Regions from separate parts of the Homo sapiens genome. Here region 2 is linked to region 1. A link is a loop called in an ENCODE intact Hi-C map of the cell type or tissue named here. Cell type or tissue: chondrocyte. All regions are shown on one strand.

Region 1 (8,000 bases):
CTAACAAGAGAGTCAGGCTGTCCTTTGAAGCTTTAAAGCCAGACATTGACTTCTCTCTAGCTATAAAAGTCCTGGATGGCATCTTCTTCCAACAGAAAGCTGTTTTGTTTACTTTGAATATCTTTTGTTTAGTGTAGCCACCTTCATTAATTAGCTTAGCTAGGTTTTCTGAATAATTTGCTACTTCACCTTGTACTTTCATGTAATAGAGATGGCTTTTTCTCTTAAACCTTGTGAATCTTAAACCTTGTGAATTGACCTCTGCTAGCTTTCAACTTTTCTTCTGCAGTTTCCTCATCTCTCTCAGCCTTCACAGAGTTTGAAGAGAGTTAGGGCTTTACTGTAGATTAGGTTTTAGCTTAAGGGAATGTTGTGGCTGGTTTGATCTTCTCTCCAGACCACTTAAATTTTCTCCCTATCAGCAATAAGCCTGTTTTGCTTTCTTATCGTTCGTGTGTTCTTTGGAGTAGCACTTTTAATTTCCTTCAGGAACTTTTCCTTTGCATTCACAACTTGGTTGTTTGGCACAAGACGTCTAGCTTTCTTCTTATCTCGGCTTTCAACATGCCTTCCTCACTAAGTGTAATCATTTCTAGCTTTTGATTTAAAGTGAGAGATATGTGACTCTTCTTTTCATTTCAATACTCAGAGACCATTGTGGAGTTATTAACTGGCCTAATTTCAATATTGTTCTATCTCAGTGAATAGGGGGGCATGAGGATAGAGAGACAGGATGGTTGGTCAGTGGAGCAATCAGAACACATACAACATTTATTGATGAAGTCTGCCATCTTATATGGGTACAATTTGTGACTCTCCAAAATTATTACAACAGTAATAGCAAAGATCAGATTGCAGATCACCATTATGGATATAAAAATAATGAAAAAGGTGAAATATTGCAAGAATTACCAAAACGTTACACAGAGACACTAAATGAACATGCGCTTTTGGAAAAATGGCACTGATAAGCTTGCTATACTTAGGGTTGCCACAAACCTTTAATTTTAAGCATAGTGCAATAAAATGAGGTACGCCTCTATTCCCAAATTGCTCTGCAAAGTTAAAAATTTACACTACTAACATCATTGTGGGAGTTTCTCATATTCTTAACAATATCTGGTCTTATCAGGCGCTTTAAATTTTGCCAGTCTGAGTGAAATTGTATCTCCTGTGTCAGAGGCATTTGAACTACAGCAACTCCATCTTGAATAGGAGCTGGGCAAAATAAGCCTTGAGACCTGCTGGGCTGCATTCCCAGGAGGTTAAGGCATTCTATGTTACAGGAAGAGGTAGGAGGTCAGCACACGACACAGGTCATAAAGACCTTGCTGATAAAACAGGCTGCAGTAAAGAAGCCAGCCAAAACCAAGATGGCGAGGAGAGTGACCTCTGGTTGTCTTCACTGCTACACTCCCACCAGCGCCATGACAGTTTACAAATGCCATGGCAACATCAGGAAGCTACCCTATATGGCCTAAAAAGGGGAGCCATGAATAATCCACCCCTTGTTTAGCATACAATCAAGAAATAACCATAAAAATGGGCAACCAGCAGCCCTCGGGCTGCTCTATCTACGGTGTAGCCATTCTTTTATTCCTTTACTTTCTTAATAAACTTGCTTTTTCACTTTACGGACTTGCCCTGAATTCTTTCTTGTGCAAGATCCAAGAACCCTCTCTTGGGGTCTAGATCGGGACCCCTTTCCAGTGACACTTGTTTTAATTTGCATTTTCCTGATTACTAAAAAGACGAATAGACCAGAGATCTTATCCTTAAAAAACACATACACCAAATTATTTTCTTGTGCTCCCAGGAAGACTAAAAATTTCCCTATCAGAACCTTTCACAGGCAAAGTGACTTAATCTTCCCCTGCTTCATGGATCTAGTAATTCCAAATTTTCATATATTTAGCTTTAGTGGCACAAAATTATATTCCCAAATGTTTATTCATTCAACAAATACTTACTGAGGGCCCTGTAATTCCGTAATTTCACCACCCACCGATAGCCTCTCCTCCTGGCACTCACCTTCTAGACCTTGAGCTCTTTGTCCCTTGCACAGTGGCAGAGTGATTACTGGGTAGGTATATTTAAGAAAGGCTGGAAGACTCCTTCCAATCCATTGTCCTCGGGCATTATTTACTTGCTCACAGTTTTTGTATTCAGTACACCAAGAGAGGAACACAGTATGTCCATGCACTCTCTTACTGCAAAGGAATTAATTATTCCCCAGAGAAAAGTTTTGAAATGAGGGGGAAATGCGAATGTTTTCATTTCAAGCGCTTGTTTTAAATGTTAAGAGTATAATTAGTGTCTTCTAAAGAAACTAAATTTACTTTTTCTTGTAGAAGCAAGTTTTGCTCTTCACGCACACAAAAAGCCTCGCTTTATTTCATTTTTTCGTTGTAATGCCAAGTTTGGTTAAAAGGGCAATGAAAAGTTTTCTCGTTCGCACTGACTCAGGGTAGTTCTCAATTCTGAAGACAGAGAAGATCATCAAGCCACAATTGTTCAATCTTTAGTTTCAATCCCCAACAGATAATCGTTAAAGGTTAACTATACTATAGACGTCTTCATCAAGCTGCTGCGGCTTTTCTTCTACTTTGAAAACCACAAGTAAACAAGTCGGCTTCCTGTGCTTTTTGGAAAGAAAGATCAGGATTTAACTCATTTTATTGCTTCAGATAATGGTGTGGTTCCCAGATAAGAGGTGCTACATCCAGGGGCGGTGAACTCGATTATGAAGGGTGGAGTTCGTGCTGGATTCTATGATTTTTTAAATCTTGTAAACCGCACGCAGCAATGAAAGTGCTAAACGCCATGGTGCGTGACCCGCGCCACCCTCACGCTGCTCTCCTTTACCCCCCAGACTCCACTTTTCCTCCGCCACCACGAAAATTCTTGCAAATCAGACAGCTAACCCCGGGGCAATACGAACCATTTTCGCGCCACTCGCTCAGGACCGCGCAGCTGCACAAGGAGAGTGGTCCCCGTAGCCCCTAAAGCCCCCCTTTCTCAAAGGGGATTTTAGGAGTGCCCAAGGCTATCCTTTGAGGTCAGAATATATAGGGGGGTCGTGTTTTTTCCAGGGGGCCACCTAGTCTTGCGCCATGTCTGGCCGTTACCACAGCTTGCAGGACCTGTGTCCCAACGCGGGAAAGACAGCCCGAGCCCCGCCCCTCCGGGCCCGGGTCGGCGCGCCCAGCCTGCCAGCCGCGCTGCTGCTGCTCCTCCTGCTGTGGGACCGCTGACCGCGCGGCTGCTCCGCTCTCCCCGCTCCAAGCGCCGATCTGGGCACCCGCCACCAGCATGGACGCTCGCCGCGTGCCGGTGAGGGCTGGGCGGGCGAACCCGAGGGGCGGGCGCGGTGGGTGCTGGACGCAGGCGGGCGCGGGCCGACCCTCTCCAACTCCGCAGCCTAGCGCTGCCTTAACTGGTGGCCTGCCTAGGCGTTGCCCGCTTGGGCAAGCCCCTGATTTTGTGCACCTGGGATAACTGAGGGCCATGGGGACGTTCCTGCGTGGCGTGCGCACCCGAAGTGCGGGCGGCGTGGAGACTTGAGTCGTTTGCAGGATGGCTAGCAGCGCTGGAAAGCCCTAGGCACGTGCGTCCGCCAAAGGCCGGACAGCGGCCGGGAGCGCTGGCCGGTCCCGATTTTGCCTGCCAGGCAGAGCCAGCCTGCCTGCCCCCTGGGAGGTTGTCCCGCAGCGGCCCAGCCCTTTCCCGCACACAACTCGGAGCCAGTGCGTGGCTCGCCGCGTCTATACCCGCGCTCAGTGGGTGGCCCTTGGGCGCGCACCCCGCCCGGCAAGAGACGCGTCCGCTTCTAACCGCTGAGGGCCAGCGCGTCTGAGGTTTAAGGTCTTGCGAACCGGTCTCCTAGAACTTGGGCTGCGCACGCAGTGTGAAGCGACCGTAGTCCCGGGCGGTGGTTAAGTGCATTTAAAGGGCTTGGTGGGTCAAAGCGTTCGCCGACCATTTGCTCGTTTCCTACTTCCTCCACCCCAACCCCCAACCCCCCACCCCCCACCCCCCAGCCTTACTCTTAGCTGCAGGACGTTGCTCTGAGTGGAACGTTACTTTTTGCTCTAACGGAAGCCAGAACGTAGGGTCGGGCTCCTGGAGAGGGTAGAAGAGTGGGGGTTGGGTGAAACGGAAGACAATGACATGTTTAAAATAAATATCAGGGGTTAGGGACCCTCGCGGGGGTGGGTGCGATGGGGCGTGGTTTCAGAGCTGAGTCGCCGCCCCGGTGGAGCTGGGCATTGGCTTTCCGGATGAAGAAAACCATGTGTAGCTGGTCTTGGAACCTGACATGCCTGAGTTCAAATCTGAGCCACCATGGGACTTGAGTAATCCATTTCGCTTTCCTGAGCCTCAGTTTCCTCATTGGCTAAGTGAGAATAACGATAGCACCTTTGTTGCAAAGAATTAAACCTGACGTGAAAGTGTACTTAACATAGTGCCTGGCACGAAAAACGCCTACTATAAATGGTATTAGTTATTACTTACCTGCCAAAGAAGTTCATCTCCGTCTTGACTATTTGCCTTGCTGCTTTTTTGTGGCTTTTCCTCCAAAGATACGTTTGCCTGGTAAATAACTCTTGGCTTGTGCTGACTTGTTAAAGCTCAGCCTGTATTTCTCGGACAGCTTCCAATAGAATGCCGCCTTTGAGGCTGTCTGGGGCCTCTGACTGCTTGCAGGTAGATTGATGAGTAAAGGGTGGTAATTCCTGCAGTAATGCGATGAACACTGCTGCTTAAGAAGATGGCAGACTTGAGTTCTCCTTCCTGCCCCTGTGATCTTGCAGTCTATTACACCTTCCTGGGGCCTTGAATATCCTCATCTGGAAAATGGGATCTGAGATCCTTTTCAGCTCCCAACATTCATTGTGTCCCAGGCTGGAGTGCAGTGGCACAGTCACGGCTCACTGCAGCCTACCGGGCTCAAGCAGTCTTCCCACCTCAGCCTCCCAAGTAACTGGGATTACATGTACGCACCGCCACATCCGGCTGATTTTTGTGTTTTTAGTAGAGACGGGGTTTCACCATATTCCCCACGCTGGTCTCGAACTCGTGGGCTCAAGTGATCCTCCCACCTTGGCTTCCCAAAGCGCTGAGATTACAGGTGTGAGCCACCCCCCTACACATACACCTAACCTTTATATTTAGTAGCTCTACCTTTTACACGTTGTCCTGCCTTGTTAAGAGGGCAAAAGACAAAAACTTCCTAAGATGATTGAACGGAGTTTACTTAGGGGTATAGGGATGTTGGGAGTGCCATCATCATGAAAATAACTTTATCTGCAAGAGACTGAAATGCGTAATGTTAGGCCAAGAAGGAGGGCAAGAATGTTCTGGTCACCTGACATCTTACATCTTAGCATATTTTGTAGAATCTATACCAGAGCTTGCCCTTTCAAAGTTTTCAGTGTAAGGAATCACTTCTGCTATTCCATGGCCCCATTTAAGGAATAAAAACACAGGACCTAATGCAACACTTAGGAAATCTCGTTAAATATTAAGAAATGACAAACCACTATCCTTTTTTTATACAAGATAGATGCCAATTACATTTTCTGAGAGCAGTGCCAGGCTGTTCAGTATTTATGAATGAATGAAGCATTTCTATGTAAGTAATTTGCACTTTATAAAAGGACTTTTAAAAACTTAAGTCTTGTATAGCAAAGGGACAGCAACAAGAACTGAATGACAGCCTCAAGTAATAGAGTGCTAAAATGGAATCCGGTATCCCACCTGCATTTGGAGTGCTATTTGATCTTTAACTTGGCTCCTTGTACCATTTGTTGAAGCGTTTGATGTATTTGCTTTGTAAGGACTTCTGTGGAAATCACGATAGCCCTCTTGATTGGAAAGGGGCCTGCTTGGAAGCCTGCCATCTTGAAGTAGAGGTCCTGCCCAGTTTTTGTAGTTTGTGAAATTAGCATCACAGTACATAGCCCAAAGCTTACATAAAAATACCTCATTAGCTTGATTTTGGCTGAGGGAGAAAAATCTTTCTCCCCTTTTGTACTTTTGAAATTTCCTTTTAGAAGTACAGTTTAATTTTTTTAAAAAAACAGGTTGGATTTTAGGAGTTTAGCATTAAAATCTCCTGTGGGGCTCAGTATAATGCTAAGAGCTAAAGATTAGGGGCTCATAAAGGTGGGTTGAGAGGTAGCTCTACAGATGTTTGAATAAATTGATAAATGTCTTTACAATTTTCCTGCAAAGGGATCCCTTCTTAGAATTTGACCTGGTTTTGGCCGGGCGCGGTGGCTCACGCCTGTAATCCCAGCACTTTGGGAGGCCGAGGCAGGCAGATCACGAGGTCAGGAGATTGAGACCATTCTGGCTAACACGGTGAAACCCCGTCTCTACTAAAAATACAAAAAATTAACCGGGCGTGGTGGCGGGCGCCTGTAATCCCAGCTACTCTGGAGGCTGAGGCAGGAGAATGGCGTGAATCCATGAGGCGGAGCTTGCAGTGAGCCGAGATCGCGCCACTGCACTCCAGCCTGGGCGACACAGCGAGACTCCGTCTCAAAAAAAAAAAAAAAAAGAATTTGACCTGGTTTTAAAGATTTTTGGGTCCAGATACAGTAGCTAATGCCTGTAATCCAAGCCCTTTGGGAGGCTCCGGTGGGAGGATCACTTGAGCCCAGGAGTTTGAGACCAACCTGGGCAACATAGCAAGACCCCATCTCTAAAAAGAAATAAAATAAGTTAGCTGGGCATGGTGGCACATGCATGTAGTCCTGTCTACTCAGGAGGCTGAGGCAGGAGGCTTGCTTGAGCTCAGGAGTTCCAGGTTGTAGTAAGCTATGATCTCAGCACTGCACTTTAGCCTGGAAGACAGAGCGAGATCCTGCTTCTTACAAAAAAAAGAAAGAAAAAATTTTTTGTAGCAGTTAACAAACTTCCTTTTCTATGTAGGGTATGATAAATGGACATATCTACTCTGTGCTGTTTGAACCTACTAAACTAAAAAAAAATGATGTCTTTAGTTAAATAAAGTAAGCATCACGCTTAATAGGATTGCTATTTCCATTTGCAGCAGAAAGATCTCAGAGTAAAGAAGAACTTAAAGAAATTCAGATATGTGAAGTTGATTTCCATGGAAACCTCGTCATCCTCTGATGACAGTTGTGACAGCTTTGCTTCTGATAATTTTGCAAACACGGTAAGTGCTGCCTGAGAATAAACAGAATTGAGTCTGCAGTGCTCAAAATGCCCCAGATGCTTTGTGCGTGATTAAAACTGCTTGCTTTTTGCCTACATTTCTATACAGCCGTTATGAAAATACAGTATGCACTATAATTTCATTTCACTTTTTGCTGTGGTTCTAGGTAGTAATTGTTGGAGGTAGATTAGCTACTTATTCTATCCTTTTGAAATGTCGCCTAACCTAACATGCATGATGATTTGCCATAACAACTCAGAAATCATTTGTAAACCTCTGAACCATTTTTCTTTGTAACAAAAGCTGTTCTCTTGTAGTGCACTTGTAAATGTGATTTGCTCTCTGCACGGTTTATGGAAAATTGGTTCTTGAAAAAGAAAAAAAATGCACAACCGCATTTATTTATTTATTTTACAGAAACCTAAATTCAGGTCAGATATCAGTGAAGAACTGGCAAATGTTTTTTATGAGGACTCTGATAATGAATCTTTCTGCGGCTTTTCAGAAAGTGAGGTGCAAGATGTATTAGACCATTGTGGATTTTTACAGAAACCAAGGCCAGATGTCACTAACGAACTGGCCGGTATTTTTCATGCCGACTCTGACGATGAATCATTTTGCGGTTTCTCAGAGAGTGAGATACAAGATGGAATGGTGAGTTCGAGAATTTCACCAGTTTCAAGAAGTAAGATACATTTAGAGGCATGACATATTTTTAGAAATTTTTTTCTTGTGATTTTGATTTTAGTCATGCCAGCAGACTTTGTTGACCTTTTAAAAATTTTTAGTGTTTTCTTCATGTCTTAAAGCAGTG
Region 2 (8,000 bases), 550 kb before region 1:
AGGTGCCAACCAGAAGGACCGGAAGGGGAAGGAAGAGAGGTGGGGAGCTGAGCCAGCCATTAAGGAATAAGGAATGCAGGGAGGAGCTTTCCCCTTGCAGCTTCTCCAACTCCCACCTGGGTGTCTGATGCAGCTCTGAGCCCCACAGCCCTCCCCTCTAAGCCCACTGCCCAGGTGCTGTTGGAGGCAATCCTCCTCCTACCCTCTCTTTGATCTGGCGATGCACAGTGAAAGGGGTGTGGCCCTCCCTCCAAAGGGCATCTGGATTAGAGGGTGGGGTAGATAAGTGTAGGTGATAGGGAGGGAAAGTGAAGTACACTGTGTACAAGATGGAGACAAAATGGTTAGAACTGACGGTGATGGGATGTGGAGGTGTAGAGAGAAAGGGAGGCTCCTGACTTGGGTGAAGAGGTGGACAGTGATGCTACTAATGGAAATGGGAATACATGAGGGAGACCACCTTTCCCAGATTCTGCAATAGTATTTTATGCTATACATTTATTAGGTATGTATATTAGTCCATTTTCATGCTGCTCAGAAAGACATACCTGAGACTGGGCAATTTACAAAAGAAATGAGTTTATTGGACTTATAGTTCCACATGGCTAGAGAGACCTCACAATCATGGCAGAAGGCAAGGATGAGCAAGTCACATCTTACATGGATGGCAGCAGGCAAAGAGAGCTTGTGCAGGGAAAATCCCATCTTTAAAACGGTCAGATCTTGTGAGATTCATTCACTATCAGAGAACAGTACAGGAAAGACCCACCCCCATAATTCAATTACCTTCCACCAGGTTCTTCCTGCAACACATGGGAATTGTGGGAGTTATAATTCAAGGTGAGATTTAGGTGAGGACACAGCCAAACCATATAATTCCATCCCTGGCCACTACCAAATCTCATGTCCTCACATTTCAAAACCAATCATGCCTTCCTAACAGTCTCCCAAAGTCTTAATTCATTTCAGCATCAACTCAAAAGTCCACAGTCCAATGTCTTATCTGAGACAAGGCAAGTCCCTTCTGCCTATGAGCATGTAAAATTAAAAGCAACTTAGTTATTTCCTAGATACAATGGGGGTACAGGCATTGGTTAAATACAGCCATTCCAAATGGGAGAAATTGGCCAAAACAAAGGCTACAGGCCCCATGCAAGTCTGAAATCCAGCAGGGCAGTCAAATCTTAAAGCTCCAAAATGATCTCCTTTGACTCTATGTCTCATATTCAGGTCATGCTGACGCAAGAGGTGGAAGGCGTGTTCCCATCGTCTTGGGCAGCTTGGTCCCTATGGCTTTGCAGAGTATAGCCTCCCTTCTGGTTGCTTTCATGGGCTGGCATTGAGTGTATGCAGCTTTTCCAGGTGCATGGTGCAAGCTATTGGTGGATCTACCATTCTGGTATCTGGAGGATACCAGCTGTTTTCACAGCTCCACTAGGGGTTCCCCAGTAGGGACTCTGTGTGGGGGCTCTGACCCCACATTTCCCTTCCGCACTGCCCTAGCAGACGTTCTCCATGAAAGCCCTGCAGCAAACTTCTGCCTGGACATCCATGCATTTCCATACATCCTCTGAAATCTAGGCAGAGGTTCCCAAACCTCAATTCTTGACTTCTGTACATCTGCAGGCTCAACACCACATGGAAGCTGCCAAGGCTTGGGGCTTGCACCCTCTGAAGCCATGGCCCGAGCTGTACCATGGCCCCTTTTGGTCATGGCTGGAGTGGCTAGGATGCAGGGCACCAAGTTCCTAGGCTGCACATAGCACCAGTACCCTGGGCTTGGCCCATGAAACCATTTTTTCCTCCTAGGCCTCTGGGCCTGTGATGGGAGGGGCCACCATGAAGATCTCTGACATGTCCTAGAGACATTTTCCCCATTGTCTTGGGGAGTACATTTGGCTCCCTGTTACTTATGCAAATTTCTGTAGCTGGCTTGAATTTCTTCTCAGAAAATGGGATTTTATTTTCTATCACATTGTCAGGCTGCAAATTTTCCAAACTTTTATGCTCTGCCTCCCTTATAAAACTGAATGCCTTTAACGGCACCCAAGTCACCTCTTGAATGCTTTGCTGCATAGAAATTTCTTCTGCCAGAAACCCTAAATCATCTCTCTCAAGTTCAAAGTTCCACAAATCTCTAGGGTAGGGATAAAACGCCACCAGTGTCTTTGCTAAAACATAACAAGAGCCACCTTTGCTCCAGTTCCCAACAAGTTCCTCATCTCCATCTGAGACTATCATGAGAACAGTGCAGAAAAGACCTGCCCCCATAATTCAATTTCCTTCCACCAGTTCCTCCCATGACATGTGGGAATTGTGGGAGTTACAATTCAAGATGAGATTTGGGTGGGGACACAGCCAAACTGTATCAGTATGAGTGATTTGATGGAATTTTTTCTGAAAAAAAAAATCAACCTCTTTCTTGCATATGGTGGTAGAAAGATATATCTGTATATAAATTTCAAGAATACATGGGGTGTAACTATTCTATTTGACTCAAATTCATATTGCCTTCCTGTTTCAAGTTAATATTACTTTTTCTCCCTTCTTGTCATTCCCTTATATTTTTTACTGTCTAGGTTAAAAAACACACAGCTTCTTCTGTGTAATTGGTCTAGCAAATTCTTCCTGAATTTTTTGAATACTGGGTTGAGGGTCCTACTTATTTTTCATCAGCAATATACCCAGAGCATGTAGTAGTAACTGTTCATTTACAGAGCATTTCAGGAACTTTCTTTGGTTTGAGCCTACCCTGTTTGGGAAACAGCTATGCTGTTTCTTGCTTAGTGCCTGATGCCTGAGTAGCTGTTCAGGATGACGCAGTGGTGAGCCTGGGAACGGGGAGTACCTGGCCTCCTGAGCCCATCCAGCATTCTGCCTCTGCTCTCCTGTGCTTTAGGCAGTGCGTGCAGTCATTCCCTGGGGAATCTGCAAAGCCTGCAAGGCATCTGCTCCCAAGGGCACCTGCTCACAAGCTCCTCCAGTGTCCGTAGTGGGGTGGAGAGGGGTGATGGGGATCCTTTTTTGCCCCTGGATTGCTGAAGCCTAAAATTATATATTAAAAAAAGTCATGATTCTACATTTCAGAGAAGTATTAACTACAGACATTTCGATGAGTGCTGATGTACACTTCAGGCCCTCTCTTAGGAAGGGAGGATGGAGAAAAAAGCTATCGGGCTGCAGGACTGGAATGGCTCACCTTCCAGTGTCACCCCTGGTCAGCCCACCCACCAGAATGGCCAGAAGTTGGCCATTGTAGGAGGCGTGAGTTGCAGGCTGACTGGGCCTTACCCCATGGGTCTTCTCTGGGCCCAGGAAGCATCAGATAGTGGCATGGATTCCTGCTGAGCAGGGGAACCCACTGCTTTCCCCTCTCACAGTCAGGCCCTTTCCAGGCAGGCCCCAGGACCACATGTTGCTTCTTCTCTTTGTTTTCCTCTCAGTCAAGTTTCCCTAATTCAAGGCTTCAAGAGACTGGAGGGGAGACAATGGTCCCTGGACGGGAGGGACGGTGGACTCTGTCTGCCTCTCGGAGACCCTCCCTTAGGAGCTGGGGCTGCATTGCTTTCATTTCTTTTGTTACTGCCTTGAAAACGTGTTTGTCCTAAGAATTGTAGGAAATGCATAGATTATTCTGCCCCTATTACTTTCAGGAACTTTTAAAGGCTGACAAATCCTTGTAATTATCTTTCTATAAATTATATTTATTTCACTACTCTATAAAATGAAACCTACTGCAACACTCTTACCACTATGCGTAATTATCAGAGGCATCTCTCCCAGCTTCTCAGACACCCTTCCTGCCTTAGCCATTCTTCATCTTAACCCAAGGAAAAGAGCACCAAGAAGGGGACCTGCCCACAGACCACTTCATCCTCCTAAGGTGTCCCAACCTGGCTGACATGTTCACGTAGATTTCCACTGGGAACATCCACTTGGCCTCTATCAAGGATTAATCCTTCCATTTCGCCAATAATATCTGTCCCCACCTTCAGTCTCTTGCCTGAGCCTAACCAGGACACATCCACCTCCAGATCCCCACTGCTGTACTTGTCTGCACAAGATCCTCTCCTGTCTTGGTGCCTGTGTAACTTAAAAGTTACATAGGGCTAAAAGTCAGATATTTTGCCTTCCCACTAGAATGAATAATACTATGGGTGTATTTTTTCTCAGTAATATTTTAATCGATTTAGGGTTAGAGATGAACATTGGGACAAGTTATAAGCAATAAATAACAAGCTTAAAAACAATAAATAGGATTATAAATCTCATTGTATCAGATATTATCCGGCTGTGTGTGTGTGTGTGTGTGTGTGTGTGTGTGTGTGTGTGTGTGTTTACTTCAGAGACAGAGAGAAAGGGAGAGAGAAGGTCCTGTTTTTCTCTGCAGATTTTTTAAGTGAGGGGCTTTTTTGGCATAGTAAGTATCAAAATCCTAGATATATATAAGATTTTAAATTAATCTTTACCTCTCAAAAAGTAAAAAGGCTTTTCCAGTCATAGGAAAGAAGAATTTCAAATGGCTGCTGACAGAATAAAGTTTATATTGCAAGATAGAAAATGGATGGTTTATTAATTCTTTAAAACCTTTACATCTCTATCACAGATGCCTATTGAAAGCATTAGTATTTACCCAATGCAACCCACGGTGGTTAAATTCAGAGCTCCTTTGAAATTCTATTGCCACTTAATTGGCTGTGGGTATGCACAGTTAGCTTACTTGTAAATTGGGGATAATAGCTCTTATCTTAAATGAGCTGATGTATGTAAAGCACTTAGTACAAAGCCTGGGATAGAGGCAGAGGGTCTGTGCTTTTTGAAATTACCATTTCAAGAAAAGTTGGTTGCAATGACTGCAATGCTGTTGTTTTATCACAAGAGGGCAGTGCCAGAATAGAAAACGCAGGAAATGTACTTGGGATTTGAAACAGTAGAAGTTTAACAATGTTGTTCAGCCATTTCATGGATCAGAGAATCCGGGCTACACTTGGCCTTGGTCATCACTTAATTTCATCCCCTCATCTATCACTGTGAAATTATCTGGCACATTTTAGCTCAATTTCAGAAAAAAATCTCATACTAGTTTTCTCCCTAAAGTAAAATAATATGCTTTTATTTGCCTTCTCTTTTTTCCTTCTACAGTAACAAATGTTTTTAAGCATTGCATTTTTGTTTACAAAATTTGAAGAACATGTGTGTTTCGTTGTAATGCGGATCTCTCTACCTTTGTCTGTCTTTCTCTTTGCCTCTCTGATTCTTCTATTCACTCATTTCACTCCGTTATTTTCAAACAGAGAACACTGCCATCATTGGAAACATTTTTTTTCTGAGCACATTTATTGAGCCCATAAAACGTGAAAGGTGCCAAGTCCACAGCAGTTGTTTGTAATCTCCTCCTACTTGTCTATGCTCAGGTCAGGCTATTTGTTAGGAGCTGATTGGGAGTTTATTGAGCATCCTGCATCCTGCATTTAGTTTTTTTGCCGTGTAATTCTTTGTTTGGGTGGTTGGATGCAAAACTGCGTCACAATGCTGGACAGACTGGCTCTCCACTGAAATGAGGCTGGCCTCCCTGATTCAGTTACCAGAATGCTAATGCTAGTCCATTCTCATCAAACCTTCCTGCGGCCGGCTTGCCTGATCTTGTTAAGCTTTATTGAACATGCTGATTCCAGGGATGTGTTCTAAAAGTAACAGACCTTGTCTTTGCTGTTTGTTAGAAAACACATTTGCCTGAGAAGTATTTTGCCCTCTTGATTTGGCAGGAAATGCTTCTGCAGCACATACAATCTAACATCTTGACAAATTAAGAGATTGGGTTCCATTTAATTTTATTACTTAAGATGACTTGGAGCACCCAGTAAATTCCAGCACTAAATTCAAGTTCGTGAAATAATCCCAGGTGCTGTGAAACTTAATGGCAAATATTGCCTGTAGGCCTAAAATAAAACTTATAAAAATATTTGCCTTGTTAGAATTTATGTTCACACCTGTGAATAGCCACTGCAGTCCAGCCTGGGCAACATAGCAAGACCTCATCTCTAAGAAAGAAAAAAATATGTTTCTGTCTCCACACATTTAAAGGAGCAATTATTTTTCCCTTGGTGTTAACTCAGTATATGTCCAAAACAATAAATTTGCCATGAGACAATGAACTCTTCTTGAGCCATGAATATGGAAGTGAGTTAAATGTGCATAATAAGATGATCTGATAGCCCTTGAAATTACAGTACAATTTTTAGAAAATCTAGATGTACTTACCACAGAGAATTCTTATGTCTGTTTAATTGATTGTTAGCTATTTTAAATTCCATCAGAATACCTATAACTTGTGTAAGTTGGATTTCAGCTGATGCTTATAGACATTATTTATTTGCAAGGCACAAGTGCCTTAGCTTGAATACCAGTCTTAGTTATATGACACATAACCATTGGCTTTCTTAACACCATTCCCATTTCCATACTGTTTACTATATTTACAATGAAACAAATAAAACGCCTCATATGAGAATGTCTGCTTTAAGAAAACCCAGTGTACATAACTCAGACGTACAAAGCAGATAAATTAAGAGGTGATTAGTTGCAGTACAAAAGGATTCTTTGATTTACAGCACGGTTTGTCAGAAGGGTTCCTTTGAATACGAGCTCCCCCAGAGAGCTGAAGTGTTTTGCAGATCATTCAATCCACTTGACATCCAGACTAGGGGACAGAAAAACTTGGAATTTAAGTGTTGAAAGCCATCATTAGTTGAAGATTAACAAAATGAATATAGAGATTCTCTATTATTTAAATGATAGAAAAAAACTGCTTTGCTTTTTAGAAATATGGATAACCCATACATGTTTGTGACTAAGTCAGAAATAATAATTTCCATTATTTATGGATCACCTGTTATGTGCCAGAAACTATACAGCACTATAATGGACTCTGTGTATTACTTTATTTTGATTTAATACTGCTAATGATATTACAAGTAAGATTGTGCCCATTTTACAAATGAAGATACTGAGGCTCTGGGGAGCATTTTGCCCAAAGCCCACAGGTCAGTCATTGGCAGAGATAAGTTTTGAATTAAGTCTACCAAGGCCCGTGGCTTTTCCACTCTGCTGCTTCCAGGGGATTTTCCCTGCTGAGCATTGAGTGTTCTGACCATGGGTAGCCTCCACGTGGGAGTCCTTTGCCTGATGCCCTGCCTTCCAGCATGGGCGGCTTCATCGACATCTTTATTAACTTACCTAATGCCAGCTTTTATGAATGAAGTTAACTGGACCCTGCATATCCCACTGAAAACACTGTGCCAAGACAGTGCTCATGACTTAACTTCAGCTGGTGCCTGGCTGGGTAAAGGAAAAGAACCTGGAATCTGGGGGGCATCCATGATGGAGGTGGGAAATATCTCGAGGGCATGTTCAGGCAGCACTGGGCAGGAGGGGCAGAGGAAGCAGGAAGGTGGTGTGACACAGCCCCCAGGTTAGTGTGGGGAGGGGCCAAGGCTGGTCTAACCAGGGGTAGCATGATGAGACTTGGCCTGCTGATGGGAGGGAGTCAAAAGCAGGCCCAGTGGTGGAGATGGGCAGTGGGCAGGCTGCCTAAGAAGTCTGGCCACAGAAGGACTGCCAGAGAGGAACTGGGACCCAGGAAGGGCTGTCAAGACAGGATACTGTCACTTTGAGAAGAATTAGGGTACCCAGCAGGTTATCAAGGCAGAGACTCTGAAAGACAGAAACTCAGTTTCTCCAACCAGGGTCAGAACTCAGTTATTAGAACTGGGACACAGGATCAGAGTGGGAAAAGCAGAAATGCCGATTTTATTTTATTTTTTTAGAGACAGAGTCTTGCTGTGACTCCCAGGCTGGAGTGCAATGGTGGGATCATAGCCTACTGTAACTTTGAGCTCCTGGAATTAAGGGATCCTCCTGCCTCACCCTCTTGAGTAGCTGGGACCATAGGCAAACACCAATATGCCTGGCTAATTTTTAATTTATTTTTTAGAGATGGG

The links. A loop is a pair of places that touch in the nucleus more often than their neighbours do. Peaks named below come from ENCODE experiments on the same cell type or tissue, not always from the same donor. Only the 100,000 strongest peaks of a DNase experiment are listed, where the experiment ranks them.
Region 2: a loop joins it to region 1, with 2.6 times the contacts of the local background. A loop is called at or near these places in 2 of 110 quality-filtered maps.

Annotation. Positions count from the first base shown.
Region 1 is chr2:173,351,652-173,359,651 of GRCh38, forward strand. It overlaps CDCA7 (cell division cycle associated 7), which reads left to right and starts at 3,221. Exons shown (of 10, transcript NM_031942.5): 1 at 3,221-3,333; 2 at 7,061-7,186; 3 at 7,604-7,840. The coding sequence starts at 3,313. RefSeq lists enhancers at 2,265-3,220, 2,523-2,612 and a silencer at 3,163-3,432. In chondrocyte, a CTCF peak has its summit at 3,292; DNase peaks (open chromatin) are centred at 3,314 and 3,670.
Region 2 is chr2:172,801,724-172,809,723 of GRCh38, forward strand. The region is part of intron 3 of RAPGEF4 (Rap guanine nucleotide exchange factor 4); the gene reads left to right. Among named protein-coding and RNA genes, the nearest start is that of RAPGEF4-AS1, 70 kb to the left of the region's middle. RefSeq lists a silencer at 1,641-1,831. In chondrocyte, a CTCF peak has its summit at 4,877 (motif pointing right); no DNase peak of the experiment used is centred here.